2 separate regions of the Homo sapiens genome follow, and region 1 is linked to region 2. A link is an interaction called in ENCODE POLR2A ChIA-PET data of the cell type or tissue named here. Cell type or tissue: MCF 10A. All regions are shown on one strand. Each heading gives the region's core, and the rest is flanking DNA. Links, peaks and the distances in the headings are about the cores only.

Region 1 (8,438 bases), core at 2,175-4,674, 140 kb after region 2:
GTTAAATCCAAAGATTGGTCTTATAAGTAACTTTTCGTTGTTGCTTTTTATATCTCAGTACAAAAATGTATCCATAAATCATTAATATATATAATTTAAGAGTGTTGGAGCATAGCATTGGGAATACTATCAACTGGGACTGATATGTTAAAAGAAAGGTAAAGAAAAGCCAGGGCTTTTTTCATTCCTCCAACCCAGTGTGTGGAATATGTCTAACTCATTCATACATTTAGACTCCACATCAACTATCATTCCAATGCTATACAAAAGTGAATATCTGTTGTTTGACAAAGTAATAACCAAAAAAATCAAAATTATTTTTTCTAAGCATTTCATTCAAAATAACTGAGTGTATTCTCTGTTTATACAAAACTGGGAATAACAAGAGAAAATCACTAGCAAAAATATTTGTTATTAATAAATCTCTATAAACCTTGCCATGCAAATAAATTTTGTTACTTGATATGTTTTATTTATATTTAAAACATTTTAATTTATATATAATATATCTATGGTACATTATTCTTTGTTGTTCATACCATCATGGAGGCAAAATATAAATTCCTCTTCTACTAACTTCAGACTGGCCCTGTTATGGATTATGGTCAATATCAGCAAACGTGGTTACACAATGTTCAAGCAGAGGCTGTAGGTATTATATGTTTATGCCAGCTCTTACTCTTCTGCTTTACTGCGGAATGTTTATCTAATGCACAGGTGCTGCTTCTTTATCCTGTGTTCTGGAACAAAGGCATATGTCAATCAACTCAATAATGGAGCAAAGCTGCAGCCTGTAACAATCTTAGCCTGAAGCCCAGCCATTGCCTAGAGGAAAGTTGCAGCCAACACATAACTACATACTGCATGACTGATAATTAAATACTTATTTTAAGCCACCATAATTGTAGGATTCTTCTCTATTATAGTAAAGCTGAGTAATACTATAATTGCCTTTCATTAAAATAACCCCATTAAATACTCTTCACTATTTTTGAAAATGCTTTCAATTTTAGTCTTATTTTGCCATAATTATAAGCATATACATATTCTTATGAATAATTTCATCCATTTACCTTAAATTTGGAACACAGACTTCATAAGTATCAGTAAGTATTAATTTCTGATATGTAGGGACTGTCTTTTCTGCATGGGGTTTTTTACTCTCTTCTTAATTATATTATTTGGAAAATAAAACAATAGTCATAATAACAGTTTTGTACACTGAAAAAATACAGACATCGCATTAAATAATAAATAAGATATCAACTAATTAATAAATTCAATCAAGTACACTTAACCACCATGCAAACCTTGAACTGACAAAGTTTATTAATGTTTCTAAAGGAACACAGTCAACTAGAAGAGCATATTTGTATTTGGTTTTATTGGTATGAAATTGATTTACAGAAGAGAATTACTAGTGAATATACTTTCAAATTTTGCCTAGAGAGAAAAAACACTGTACCTGATGGGTGTTTAGTATTTTATTCAATAACTTAATCCATGTTTGTTTTGAAATCAAACATATTATGTCACTGTAGCTCAAAACTATTAAACATTTAATTGATCTAATTTACCTATCAATGGCTCTGATTACCACATATGCACAATGTCACTTGGGCAAAATAATTGGAATCTCATGCAGGTCTACTTAGAGGTAGGGAATTCACCGTACATGTGTATTCTGGTCCTTGTCTCAGTTATTGACTGTTTTCTGGGTTTTTTTTTTAAACAAAATAAAACTGATCTTGGTTAACATGAATTTTTTCTCTCATGAACAGTGCTATTCTCTGAGATCAATAAACTCAGTAACACAATTATCGACTTTATTGAGGGTCTTGAACAAAACACACAAATGCACCAAGATATTGCCATATACTCTGAATGTACCCGGACATAGCCTGTTGGACTTTCCTTTTTGGCATATCTCTACAGTTTCCATCTGCTACAATTCCCATCTTTTTTGTCACTGGGAAGATGTTTTTAATCATCCAAGTCATATCATGCAGGGAAACCTGCTGGAAAGAATCAATAGATATGCACTTTTCTGTGATCTTAAATGTTGTTTAGTAGTAGCGAAACACTTTAAGGTTTGAATTCAGATGGTAAGCAATCATTCGGGAATTATCTTTAAAATTGTTGTCCGTATAAACCAATTTGTTCTCTTATTTTCCACAATATCTATCCCTAGATTTAAGAGTTCTTCCTACTTTTACTCAACATAGAAAAGTGATAGCATAAGTGTCACATTTACCTGATGATCTGCAATTTGGATTTTAGTTGGGTTATTTTTAATTACCTTCAGGATCCATGAAAACACCGAACATGAAAGAGTCATCACTCTACAAATATTTATTACTCATTAAAAGTATTTACTATGCATGCTCTACCAAGTATCCACACTGAACAGATGCCATCACAGGCACTGTTGATAAATTAATCTGAGAAGCAAAATGGGCTGAACTACAGTGAAGTTTAAGTTAAATGGGTTCCAGAAATGGAAAGACCTGTCTGGAATCCTGGCTCTGACATGCAATAGCTTTCTAAATTTGTAAGACACATCAACTTTCCAGGTTTTCCTTTCTTGTTCAAATAATGGGGCACTAATTTTCTCTAATCATGAGAATTCAGATTTTAAAATGTGTTTGAAGTCCTAGTACATAATAGCTGTTTAATAATTTTAGAAAGCACTTATTATTGAAACAAAAATATCTCCTGCCTCCTTATTGTATATATTTGCAAAAGCAGTGTGTGTGTGCATGTGTGTATGTGTCAGTGTATATGTGTACACAAAAGACATTTAAATCTTTAAACAAGAAAACAAGAGACTTCAGTGCCATAAATATCCAGGAAAGAAATCTAAAATTAAAGAATGACATAGTTAATGAAAATCCAGGAAGTACAGTTTTACAGTATAGAAAGACATGACTTTCAGATGGAGTTGTATGACTGGTAACTGTCAGTTCCAGTTTTAATAAGATGGCTATTTTATACAGCTATTGATTTGGAAATAATGTGAAAGTATTAGGTAAGAATAGCTTCCTGAATTATCTTAGATGATCAGCTCCAATTTCCCTGCTCTGTCCTTATGATATTGAGGAACACCACTGATTTTTAAGTGTGGTAAGCCATGAGAGAAGTCATGACTTCAGAACAAAATATACACCTACATCGTTGCCCAGAGGATGATTTCTACTGGTAGCATGATTTACCTCACTGTTTTTTGAATGTTCTCAGCTTCCTTAGAGGTCATGCCTTCAGGCCCATATGATTCATCTGATAAATGTCTGAAGAAAACGTATGAGGCAGGGAGTGATAAAAGGCATCTGAAATACTTATATTACTCACCAATATCATGCATTTTTAAGTGTTTAAATACCTCTAGCAATCAAATATGCTTCTTTTTCTCCTTGAAAGAGCATTGCAAGACTAGTGAGACAAGTTTCACTTTGGCTTTTTATGGTAAAAGACAACAAAGACACACATGATTAAGTAGATCTTCCAGCTTTACACATTTTATACTAGCAAGAACAAGGGTGAGATCCTAGATCTCCTGCTGCCTGGGTTAAAACAGCAGGTTAAAGGCCTTTCTCTGCAGGTGGAAATTAATTGTATTGCTCCTAAAGAAGAGGCTCCTGAGAGAGTGCCTGAAAGGCTGGCAAAAAGCTCAATTCCCACATCCCATTTTCACTCTACCGTGAGGCAGATCCCCTTGGGCCCAGGACAGCATACTGTTCACATTTTGAAACTTCCTTCACTATTATTATAACCAGAAAGCATTTATGACTGAATTATACACTTTAAGAGATCAGGGTTTTTTTTATGTTTTGTTTTTGTTTTTGTTTTTGTTTTTGTTTTTTACTTTAGAAACTGTTATTATTCTTAGCTGATACCTGCATTTTCTTCCAAAAGGAAACCCATAACTTCAAATGCAGAGTCAGCCCAGGAAATCATAACTACTCTGATATTTCTGAAGGTACTTATTTTTCTTTTTTAATAACTCTGCCACCTCCAAACAAGCTGTAGGAAAACACACACACAACTTAAGCTCTTTCATTCATGTGTGTGTGTTTGTTTGTTTGTGTGTCTGGGTATGATTGTGTTTTGTTTTGTTTTGTTTTGCTTGAGACAGGCTCTCTCTCTGTTGCCCAGGTTGTAGTGCAGTGGGACAATCGTACCTCACTGCAGCCTTGAATTCCTGGGCTCAAGCAATCCTCTTACATCATCCTCTGAAGTAGCTGAAACTACAGATGCATACCACCGTGCCCTGGTAACTTTTTTTTTTTTTTTAATTTTTGGTAAAGACAGGATCTCACTATGTTGCCAAAACTTGTCTCTATCTTAAACATTATTTGTAACTTACCATGGGTCAAAGAATATTTTTACATATTATTTGTGTATTATTTCCAACGTATAGATTCAATAAAACATGATTTATTGCAATACTATCATATGAATAATTTTGACGGAGAAAATCAATACAAACTTTGGTAAGGTTTTCTTTTTTTTTTTCACCACTACCTAATTTTTCTCCTTTTAGTAACTTAAGGGAATGTAAATTTCAGAATGTAAAAAATGGATTTGGGGAGATCATGTTTGATTAATATATGGATGAATATAAAAGATTTTCATTTTCTGCGAGATAACAAGAAATCATTGAATTAACCAAAAAAACACTTTTCTTTCTTTTTTTTGGAAATTAAAAAGCTTTATTGATTTTCCATTTCAATATATTTTTATATTTATTTATTTATTTTATTATACTTTAAGTTCTAGGTACATGTGCACAACGTGCAGGTTTGTTACATATGTATACATGTGCCATGTTGGTGTGCTGCACCCGTTAACTCACCATTTACATTAGGTATATCGCCTAATGCTATTCCTCCTCCCTTCCCCCACAACAGGCCCCAGTGTGTGATGTTCCCCACCCTGTGTCCAAGTGTTTTCATTTTTCAATTCCCACCTATGAGTGAGAACATGTGGTAAAACACTTTTATTTCAAGTTAGTGAAGAATAGAGGATACAAGAAAATTTGTGAAAAACAAACTCCAAACTCCAGATGATTAACACTTCCTAGGTAAGCAAGCGATGGGAAGCTTTCATATTTTATAGATAGATAGATATAATTTAGTTTTTTTAATTTTATTTTATTTGATAAATAATACATAATTTTATATATCTACGGGGTACCATGTGGTGTTTTGATACATGTATACATTAAGGAAATGATCAAGTCAGGCTAATTAACATATCCATTATCTCAAAAATTTATCATTTCTTTGTGGTAAAAACTGTTAAAATCTCTTTTGGTTGTTTTGAAATAGTTAATACATTATTATTAACTGTACTCACCATGCTGTGCAACAGATCATCAAAAGGTATTCCCCCTATCTAACCAAACCATTGTCCCTTTCACGGAAGGTTTCCTTCCCCCATCCACTCTGCCCCTCACCAGCCTCTGCCAGGGACTGTTTGTAACTGGGCTAGCAAAAGAGCAAGCTCAACAAAAATTTAAAAAGGAAAAAACAAAAACAAAACAAAAAACAAAACAAAACAAAACAAAAAAAACAAGAAAGGACAATGCTAAGACCACAAGAACTAGCCAAACTTTTGATAATTGGATGGGCTGATGTCATATTTGATATTTGATTCTGAAGGAACTCCACTTATGGCGGTGGCTCCCTGTATGGAATGGTCACTGCGAGGACGCCAGTTGCAGCGGAAGAGATGCAGCCGGGGCTATGTGCTCCGCGGAGCAGGTGTGGCATGGGAAGAGGCAATCCCAGCTGGAGCCACGTGCCCTACCGAGTTGGCAGGGTGGGAGCCCGTGCTCCTGGGAACAGCTGCACCCGCCCAGTCGTGACTCTGGGCTCAGGCATCCCTGCGCTCTTGGGGGCCTGGGAAACCTCCTGCCTCCACAGGCTCAAAAGTGCCTGCTCCCGCTCCCTGGCCACTCCCTGCTCCCAACTCCCACTTAGGTGTGAAGCAACGTTGTAGCCAAGCCCAGGCGCTGTCGCGACCCGGCTGGGTGTGCGCATGCTTGAGGTGGCGCTGAAATTCCAGACCCCCAAACGCCCACCTCCTCAGCCCCATCTGAAATTATGTACACCAGTGAGCTCAGGGAGGGAGGCAGGGGGCTCTGTGGGCAGCTCAGTGTGGGCTTGCAGGGGCCCCTCAGCGCGGACAGCCTGGACGCTATGGTCGTCATATTGATGGCTGCAGGATGCTGACAGGTTCCTAGGCAGGAAAGGACAGGTCCGTGGTGAAGCTTCACCTTCAAGCTTGGCCTGAAGCCTGGGGACCTGGCTGGCACTTCAGGGTGGCGTCTGCAACCTGGAGTGAGAAATTCCTTGATGCTCTTCAGACAATGGTATGGTGATTTGTCCCGGCCCACCCATGGACCAATCAGCATGCCCTTCCTCTATTCTGAGCCCTCAAAACCCAGACTCAGCCAGACTTGGACACTTGTTGGGACTACCTGCCTGCGGGTAGGAACTACCTACCTCAGGTCTCCTTTACACTCATCAGGATGACCTGCCTGTGGATAGGAGCTACCCACTTCGGGTCTCCTCTCCACTGATAGCTGTTCTGTCACTCAATAAAGCTCCTCTCTGCCTTGCTCACTCTCCAGTTGTCCACGTAACCTCATTCTTTCACTATGTGGGACAAGAACTCGGGACCCACCAAACAGTGAAAGCGAATGGAGCTGTGACATGTTCTTGGACGGCTCGCTGAGCTGCGGGCAGTTACACAGGCGGTGATACACTCCCAGACTGTGGGATTGTAGAGTAGCAACCCTTCTCGGGCTCAGACCTTGGAATTCCCCAACCCAGAGCTGCTGTAACACAATAGCCCTTTCGCCTTCCACCGGGGCCAGGTGGCCACCCCATGCAACAGAAAGCAGTGGTGGGCCCGGCCAGCCCAGGAGCCATGGGCCAGAGCTGGGCAGAAGGACTGAAAGAGCGGTAGCACAAACGGCTGAAACTCACCTCCCTGAAACATGACCCTCCTTCCCCACAACTTGCTGTGCTGCGGGCAACGAGGGGAGAAGACTGCAACCCTTCTGGGAGCCCAGATCTCGAGGTACCCTGAGCCAGGGCTGTGACCTGCTTTAACTCCCTTTTTGGGAATCTGTGTTTCCTGGTGTCTCCAGGCTTTTGGGTGCTACCATGTTCCCCTCAACTGGATGCTGGTGCCCACGGCAGATGCTGCTTGTAGTACATCTAGTCCAGCCGCAGCCTTGCACAGAGCCAGCGCCTGTGCCAGCGCCTGTGCCAGCACCTGGAACTGCCCACCCCACTGCAGCTGCCAGTGTGCCTGGCTGTATGCAGTGGCTGGAACCCACGCTTGCTAGCTCACACACCCCTCATTCTCCACTCCTCGTTTACTCTTGGCTGGTGTGGGATCCAGGCGGGTAGAGTGAGCCAGACACAGCCTGCCAAGCCAGGTGGGCAGAACAAGCCCAGTGAGCAAGAGCAAAACTCAAGCAGAAGTGCTGCCGGCCGCAGGCGTTTCCAGCGGGTGAAGTGATACCCTAAGGATCCTGTGACAGTATCCTCCATCCAGTAATTTTCTCTTATTTTGTTGAGTAAGCAGAGGAAATGAGCTAAACTGGAAAGCAGAAAGAAATTTGTGCTGTATAAGGAGTTAGAAACAATATCATACATCATATTTATTATATCATATGTCATATGGGTATAAATACATGCACATACACACATATATGTATTTGATCTTTTCAGGTCTTTGCTTTAAGGTAGATTCGTTGTACTGCAAGGTAGGAAATTGCCCTGCATTTTTAATTTTCCGGAAAGGTATCCCTAAAACTGGATTATAATGATTATTTTTATAAATATTTTGGTGGATTCACTGCTGAAGACATTTGTGTTTAGAGTTCTCTCTTTGAAGTAATTATACTTAAATACTTAAATTGCTTTCACATATTTAGGATTATTATTTTTCCATTATGTTGTAAGTGTTTTGGTTACATTTTTAAAAATAGTTTGTCCTTTTAATCTAAATTTTAAAATATATCAGCATAGTTTCCTTAGTAACACCTTCTTATTTATTTTTATCTTATTGTGGTTAAGAACACAACATGATTTATACATTCATAATAGATTTTGTAAGCATACAATGCTGTTAACTGTAGGCATGATGTACAGCAGATCTTTAGAAATTATGCATTCTGCATTGCTGCAATCCTATACCTGTTGATTACCAACTCCATTCCCTCCTCCACTGCGCTCCTGGAAATCACCATTCCGCATTCTCCTTCTATGAGAAAGATACCTCATGGAAGGGAAATCATGCAGTATTTGCCCTTCTCTAACTGGCTTATTTCACTTCCCATCATATACTCAAAATTCATCCATGTTTTAGCAAGTTGCAGAATTTTCTTCTTCTATTTTACTTTTAGAATTTTTAGCAATGTC
Region 2 (8,438 bases), core at 3,611-6,110:
TATATGTATTTTTATTTTTGAGACAGAGTCTCGCTCTGCCACCCAGGCTGGTGTGCAGTGGCACGATCTCGGCTCACTGCAACCTCCGCTTCTGGGTTCAAGCAATTCTCCTACCTCAGCCTCCCGAGTAGCTGGGATTACAGGCACCCTACACTATGCCCAGCTAACTGTTGTATTTTCAGTAGAGATGGGGTTTCACCATGTTGGCCAGGCTGGGCTCAAACTCCTGACCTCAGGTATCTGCTCACCTTGGCCTCCCAAAGCGCTGGGATTATAGGCATGAGCCACCTTGCACAACTTGGTGGTTGCTTTTAAGAAAGGTCCTCAGGAGAGCACCTTTCTGGACACTGGACACTTTGTCTCTTTTTTTATACTCCATTTCTCTCGCTGTTTTGAATCAGCCTCTTCTAAATCCTGAAATATGGTCTATCCTATATTTAATTCCATCTTTCAGTCTTTAAATTCCATTATATTTTTGTGGTGCCAGAATTGAACTCCTTAATATTTTTCCTAGTTCCCAAGCTAAGGAAGCCTCAGAAGTTTCTGCCATCCTTGCCCAGGTTAGGACATGTTTTGATTCTTTTCTCTTTCTGACTTCAATATATTAGACTACAGGAAGCATAGAAGGATAAGAAAACCATTCCTTTCATTTTATGTTTTGTCCATCCAAAGATTTATTGTTTGGTTTATTTAGCCAAATAAATTGGGATATCCACTTAAATGTGCTGGTTCTGTAAATCAAAAATGCTATTTACTACCTTATCTCTAAATTATAAATTAAATAAATGCAAATATCACAATGACCAGGACATTTAAATTGGAATTATAGATATATTATAGTCTATTGGTATATTTTTACTGGAAGTCACACTGGAATCAAAGAGTACTAGATAATCGTTAATTTAAAATGAAAGTGGAGAGTGGTGTGATTCAAAAGTATGAGAAGCAGTTATAGATGCAATACACATAATGGCTGAAGGTCATGAACTCTGAACCAGTCACAGTGAATGCAAATCCTGACTCTGACACTAACTGCTATGTCACCTTGGGTAGGTTACTTCACTCCTCAGTGTTTCATTTTTTTTCATCTGTACAATGATGATTATAGTAGTATCTACATATGCAGTTGTTTCGGAGGTTAAAACCACTTACACCAATTTCTTATCCATGTTGAGCCAATCAACCAATACTATCAAATTATAATATCTTGATACATTCTTCTCTACAGAAGAAATATTACCATCCCAGAGGCTATTTATTATTATTATTATTATTATTATTATTATTATTATTATTATTATTATTTTGAGACAGAGTTTTGCTCTCATTGCCCAGGCTCGAGTGCAGTAGCGCTATCTTGGCTCACTGCAACCTCCCCCTCCCTGGTTCAAGCAATTGTCCTGCCTCAGCCTCCCAAGTATCTGGGATTACAGGCAAGCACCACACCAGGCTAATTTTGTATTTTTAGTAGAGATGGAGTTTCCCCATGTTGGTCAGGCTGGTCTTGAACTCCTGACCTCAGGTGATCCACCTGCCTCAGCCTCCCAAAGTGCTGGGATTACAGGTGTGAGCCACCACACCTGGCCCCAGAGACCATAATTATTGACCACATGAGCCAGGAAATGTTTTCCTTTAATAGTGTCAGAAATATATTGCTAACACAGGGCTTAATAGCTTCATTTTGCTGTGCTTCATTCACTGCCACCTCATTCACTTTGCAATCTTTTCTCAGAGAAGAAAATATCAGGTTCAGTTAAGCAAGTTATCATCCCACTTTGGTTCTACCTTTCAAAGATTTTCCCTGGGGATTGTAATGATGTTTTGAGTATCCCCAAAGTTATCAGTTTTAGGTTTATGTTTAACAATCACATTTCCTCTCAAGTAGTACAATTAATGTCTATTACAGTCGAACTTATCCTTTAGTGGGAAATCCCTATTCTTATTGAAAGTTATTGAGTTATTTTTTGCTTTCTAGAATCAAGTAGCTTAAAAATAAGTAATACTGATATATTGAGGGGTTTATAAATTACATCAGAATACTCCTAGGATGGAATTATGAAATTTATTACTCAATAATGGCCTGAGACAGTATAAAAATACAAATTGTCCATTAATAACTAAGTGTTACCAGAATTCCTCACTTTGTATTGGCAGAATCATGTGGACTATGTCAATTATCAATGATTTTACTTATTCAAATATGTCCATAGATTCATTGGAGAAATGTATTATTGATTTAATCCAATTCTATGTTCTTAAAAATATTAGTATTTTATCTTAGTTGATAGCTTCTGCAAATGCAGTCTCATTTTTTATTTGAATGACTTTTTCTCTCGATTTTACTTGGTCATATCTTTGAACAATACAATAATATGTAGTTCTTGATTTTTTCCTCCCATAATATGGAAAGCCAGAGAAGTGAAATATGAAGCAATCTAAGCCTGCAAATAAATCCTCAAATGACAAGTAGAATTGAAATGCTCTATGTTGATTCAGCAGTCTCTTGAATTATCTCTCTAGCGGACCCCACAAGGCACTGAGTTTCTACCACATTGGGCATGTATCATCTAATCTAACTCTCATAAAACTCTTGGAGACACTGATTTTCAGAGAAGCAAAAAAAATGGCACAACCACATTCTACTTTTGTCTCTTATAATTCTAATAATGATAGAAGAACTTTGTTTCAAATCATGTTTCACAGTCATGTACATCTTAATTTCTTTACTTGAGTTGATGTCATTCAGAAATATTGTTAGTGTGCTTTGCAAATTTATTTTCTTGAAGGACTATATTATTTTATCATAAGAATCCCTAAATAAGAGTCTTACTCCCATTCCTGAGAAAAATTTAAAGTAGTGTGTTTGCTGAATGATATTATTAATATTCCTATTAATAGTTTCTATTTTCCCAAAGTAAAGCCATAGTAAAAAATATTCCCAAATCATTTCCAAGATAATATTAACACTCCAGCAGTTAGACTAAATCAGATGAAAGAATAAGGACATTGATATAAACAAGTATGTGTTCTAGTTGTGAGATATGCTAAGCAGGTCCTATTTTGACTTATTTATTTTTAAAATGAATAATAAAATAGATATCTCCAAGATTTCTTTCAGATTTACATGTTAGAATTTTGATCTTATTAGCTTCTTCGTATTACATTTCTAAAACTATGCTATTTAATATTGTGCCCTCAGCTCTGAGTGTGGAAGATGAATCTTTATGAAACAGAACAATTCATGATCTAGTTTTCATGAGTTATAGTCAAGAAAATAAAACATGGTTTCAACAAGTCACAAGAAGTACATTTATCTATTTACCATTCATCCTTGCTTGTTAGAAACAGATTGGAAATTAAGGAATATAAATAGTATATTTTATTAAAGCAGATTTTTTTTAAATTTCATGGAGGACATAGATCTTGAAAATTCCCAGACAGACATCAGAATTGACCAAGTTACTGTGTAATCTCCCAGTGATGGGAAATCAGAGGAGATTTTTCCACCTCTCTACAAAGCCACTCGATCCTCATCCTAATGCTACATAAGCACATAATTTTGTCTCTTATGCAAATTGCCAGTGCTCTATATTAAATCTTCAGGTTTTTCTTTTCCAGCCATTTCAAGATGTAGGTATTTGAGAATGCCACACATAGTGAGCTGGAGGGTTCCAGAAATGAAAGATATTTTTTCCTGAAACAGTTTATCTTTGAAGTGATATGTGTACAAGCTGATTTATTCTTTGAATTCTTAGCTGTGGTTTCTAGGTCAGAGATTTTAAGATATGCATATAACAGAGAATTTCCAGAAAAGACACCATTTAAAAAAATACAGAATCTAAATGAATGTAATAAAACCTATGCAAATGTAACATTGTTTTGTTTGGTAAATTTACAAATAAGTTAATCATTTACATATTTCTATATACTGTATAGTGTTATTTTAATGTATTCCCCATGAAGGAGATGCCTGCAATGGGAATAGTGACAGGCTGAAATGACCCAACATGTGAGGAATGCAGATATATGAGCTAGTGTGCTATAATAGGAAAGTTTTTATCTCTCTTCAAGATTTGAGCGACAGAAGATCAGAAATGTATATCAAAACATAGTAATGTATTTTAGATGGGAATTGAGAAAAAAATAAAACATTTGCTTAAATAGTAAATTATCATGATATAGGCATTATTATCACCCATGAGGAATAGTTTGGTATTTCTAGATTTATTGTAGGATACATAAATAAGCGTGTGAAAGTTTTTCTATTTTGGAAAGTGGGGGGAAATTGCATTTAATACTGTCAAGTCCCCTGTTAGTCACTTTTCTCATATTTTCTTTTCCACTTATTTTGTGGTTTTTGGCAATGCAAAAAAAGCAGTCACTGCAGGTGGGAAGAAGAGTTCAAATTCTGACCCTAGGTCTTACAAGTTATGTAATCTTGTAGAATTTATTTCGAATCTCTGAGCCAAGGATTCCTCATCTGTTCCAATAAGCTAAATACAGTATATTGGTATATTGTGTAACAGCTGTGATAAATTTATATACACATATATACAAACATACACATACAATACACAGACAGCACAATGGCAGTAAAAGATGATCATGAAATTTAGGTGTATATACTCTGAAGCACATTTCCAATATGTGTGTATTTACCATATCTTGGTTCTCAGAGGCTTGTAGACTTTCAAAAATTGTTTCAAAATTGATTATATATAAAAACATTTATATTTCATGAAAAATATATCTATGGATTAAAAGCTAAACACAACTATACATTTTTAATTGCCATTACCAGGAGTCTGTTTCAGTGTCTTTATTTAATTTTAATTGGAAGGATTTACCTGACAGATGACTTCTGAAACACAGTGTGTTGATCCTATTAAATTCTGCTTGCATAAGATTAAACTTGACTGTCACTGGCATTAGCCATTTTCACTCTCTCATTGACAGAATTGTTCCCAGGGTGACACCTGTGTCCTCTACTTTATTTCTGGTCCAGAGATCTAAGAGAAATATAGAAATATATTGCAACCTTGAAAATATTCTTAGATTATGTTGTTGTTGTTATTAAAAGCTCTGGTTTTATGGAAAAGTAGAATACAATTTCAAATTTTATATGTTCTTTATATGATAACTTATTAATGTTATAGCTAATTATACAGGAGGTTAAATTTCCATTTATACAGTAATTAAATAATTAGAACATTGGACACAACATTTATATTGTACATTTTCTTTGAAAATGAATTATTTTTGAACTAAGTAATTATCCATAATTATCTATATAAAATAATTATCTATATAGGTAATGCTATATAGATATTAATCTATATAGAAAAATTTAATATTTTTGAACTACATAATTATTCATAATTATCTCTATAAAATAATTATATAGATATTTATATAGAAATTCTATATAGATAATTATCCATAATTTATTTAAATTTCCTGAAATAATGATCATTTTAAATTTTAGATGTTTAGGAATCAGAATGTATTTGTATTATTTTACGGTTTAAAGGAATTATTTTCAAAATAAAAAATAATACTTCACTAATTTTCATTTATCCACTTGAATTAATTTTCATGACTAATCTGTTGGATTAGATTATTAAACTTTTGTAGAAAAACACCCATATAATTGTATTTGAGATATTCTTACTTCATACATACAATGTTGCTTGTCATCTTCAATTTGACACATAATATATCATATCATATTTAAATATATTTTCTTTTATAGGTTAAAGTTGCATATCTATTATGTTGTCCATGGAATTCAATACTTCCAAACTTAAGGAAATTTACATATTTCATAATTCTTAGTTTATTGGGTTTCTGTGTACAGCAAAATAGTTTTTTCTTGCACAGTTCTATCTTATTTCTGACATTTTACGAATGGTGGGATACACTGGTATATTATATATTTTTATATTGGGCCAATATTTCTTTATTGAAACATAACTATGTACTCTTAGGTATATTTGCCCAAATAACTGTCTGCAAGGATCAACAAAAACCATATTCAAAAATTTATATTTTATTATGTAAATGTAGAAAATAAATAAGTGCTTTTAACATGGTTTTTTCTATAATAAATGATAAGCATGCATATCTTAGCAAATGTATGTTTACAGAGACAAAAATGTAATTTAAACACAGTTTTAAAAATGTTATGCTAATTACAATTATTTTAATAGATTTGTGTCACCTTTGAGATCATTCAACCGATCTTTTGAAAATTAAGAAGCACATCGATTAAGGAGGCCTGAATTTCACATGCTAATATGAGACTCTGAAAGCTATTCCCTGAATTAAGGATAAAGTATATCAGATAACTAAGACATTTTTTGTGATTAATGGAGAGAACAATTACCAGAGGTATATATTAAAAATATTTTTTAATCTCTGATGCAGAGAATGGACTAATCTATCTAATGACAAGTTCAATTAGAGCCAACATCTGTTTGACTTTAAGATACATTCCTAGAGTAAATAAATAGCCAAATTGCGGGATATGTGGCAATCCTTGGTACAAATGACATTGGAAGAAGAGACGTTTTTTCTGTTCTTTTTGAAATATGTAAAAAGAGTGGGTGAAACATTAAAATAGGCATTATATTTACCCCTTAGGATGTCAACTATGAAAAAGTAACACATGTTATTTAAAACTCAGTTTATACATAAAATGTAAAGAGATAAATTTTAAACTTTCTATTCTAATAGAGATCACAAAGTGTAGGCATTTAAACTATTTCAATATTGACAGGAAGAAAATAGCCAAATCCAATAGAAAAATAGGGAAAATATATGAAGAGGAATTTTACTGTGGAGCAAATCCGAATAGTCAATACAAACATGAAAACATGGTCAAATTTACTGATGAGGGATGCAAATTAGAGCAACAACAATATGTAATTTTAGAATAATACAAGTATCAAATTATAATAGACCTCTATGTAATACGTAATTTTTGCAGCAGTGAAGGAAAAAGGGTGATCTTATACATTGTTGAATGAAGTGAAAAGAGTAACAATTTTAGAAAGCAATGTGCAAACCAATGTTAAAACTAAAAATATTTCAACAACCCATCAATATTATTCATTTGTTACATTCCAAGATTACATATTATATATTATGTAGCAAACAAATGTTACCAGAATAGACGCATTGGGTAATTTATTGAAATATTTTTTATATAATGCAAAAAAAGAAATCAAAATGAAAAAAGCTGATAAAGTATGCTACTTCTTTGTCATGAAATATTATGGTCATTAAGTAGACTATTTTTAGTCATTATTTTCACTAGTACACTTGGGGTTATTTTTACAATGCATTGCTGGATGAGAAAAGCAGGATTTAGAAAACTGTGTAGGAAATTCTATTTTTGGAAATAATAACATTAAAGAAATGTGCCTTTGTATTTACCTCTAAACACATAAAAAATTAATGTATGGGCTCAGCAAGTGATATAAAAGAACACAGCTAAAACTTTCAATATTGATTTCATTCCTGATGGTATGAAAGAGTGAAGGCAGAAGGAGAAAGCTGATGTTAATCTATTCTATTCTATATTATTTTTTCCCTTACTATTTAAATATTATATGCACCATACAAATTATTATTTACTTCTGTAAGGTATCATGAGTGCTCAGAAATAACATTTGGTTGTTTTGGAAACCTGATCTTTGGTATATTTTTAAAGTGAATAATGGAAGAAACTTTTGTAGTCCCAAACTTACTCAAGTCAAAACTTCAATGTAATGAGAATAAATAAGCCATGTGTCGTTTTCTGTTTCCTGTCGCTTTAACAGAATATAGCAGACTGGGTAATTAATAAAGAAGGGATGCTTATATTGCTCAAGGTTCTGAAGGCTGAGAAGTTCAAGAGCATGGCAGTGGCATTCAGTAAGGAGCCTTCCTTGTTGGAAAGTCAGAAGGCAGAGGCGAGCATAAGGGACAGAGAGAGGTAACAGTGGCCAAACCTGCTTTATAGCACACACTCACAGTAACTCATCCACCCTTGTGATAGCGTTAATCCATTCATGAGGGCTTCACCTTCATTACTCAATCACTTCTTATTGGGTCCTCACTGCTTAACACTGTTACAATGGCAATTACGTTTTTAACACGTGGAATTTGGGAGGCACATTCAAACCGCAACACCTTGATTCTCCCTATTTACATTTTTAGAGTCCACACTTAAGCATTTTAGTTTAGTTCATTTATGTATTCCAGTTTAGTTTCTGGAAAAATATAAATTCTTAGTCAATACAAAAACTAATTAATTTTTTACCAAGTGACTAGTCAGAAACTAGTTGCAAACTGTTAGATTTATTTGATTACATTGACTTGTCAGTGAACTGTGGCAACAAGTTAATACATTTTCAATCAATTGAAATAATTTAACTCATTTAGACTGAAATTAG

The links. Peaks named below come from ENCODE experiments on the same cell type or tissue, not always from the same donor. Only the 100,000 strongest peaks of a DNase experiment are listed, where the experiment ranks them.
Region 1: POLR2A ChIA-PET joins it to region 2 with 6 read pairs; 2 of 35 experiments call an interaction of 5 or more read pairs at or near these places.

The regions. Positions count from the first base shown.
Region 1 is chr13:83,446,585-83,455,022 of GRCh38, forward strand. No RefSeq gene overlaps it. Among named protein-coding and RNA genes, the nearest start is that of SLITRK1, 430 kb to the right of the region's middle. In MCF 10A, for the core only: no CTCF peak of the experiment used is centred there; a DNase peak (open chromatin) is centred at 3,257.
Region 2 is chr13:83,308,384-83,316,821 of GRCh38, forward strand. No RefSeq gene overlaps it. Among named protein-coding and RNA genes, the nearest start is that of SLITRK1, 570 kb to the right of the region's middle. In MCF 10A, for the core only: no CTCF peak of the experiment used is centred there; no DNase peak of the experiment used is centred there.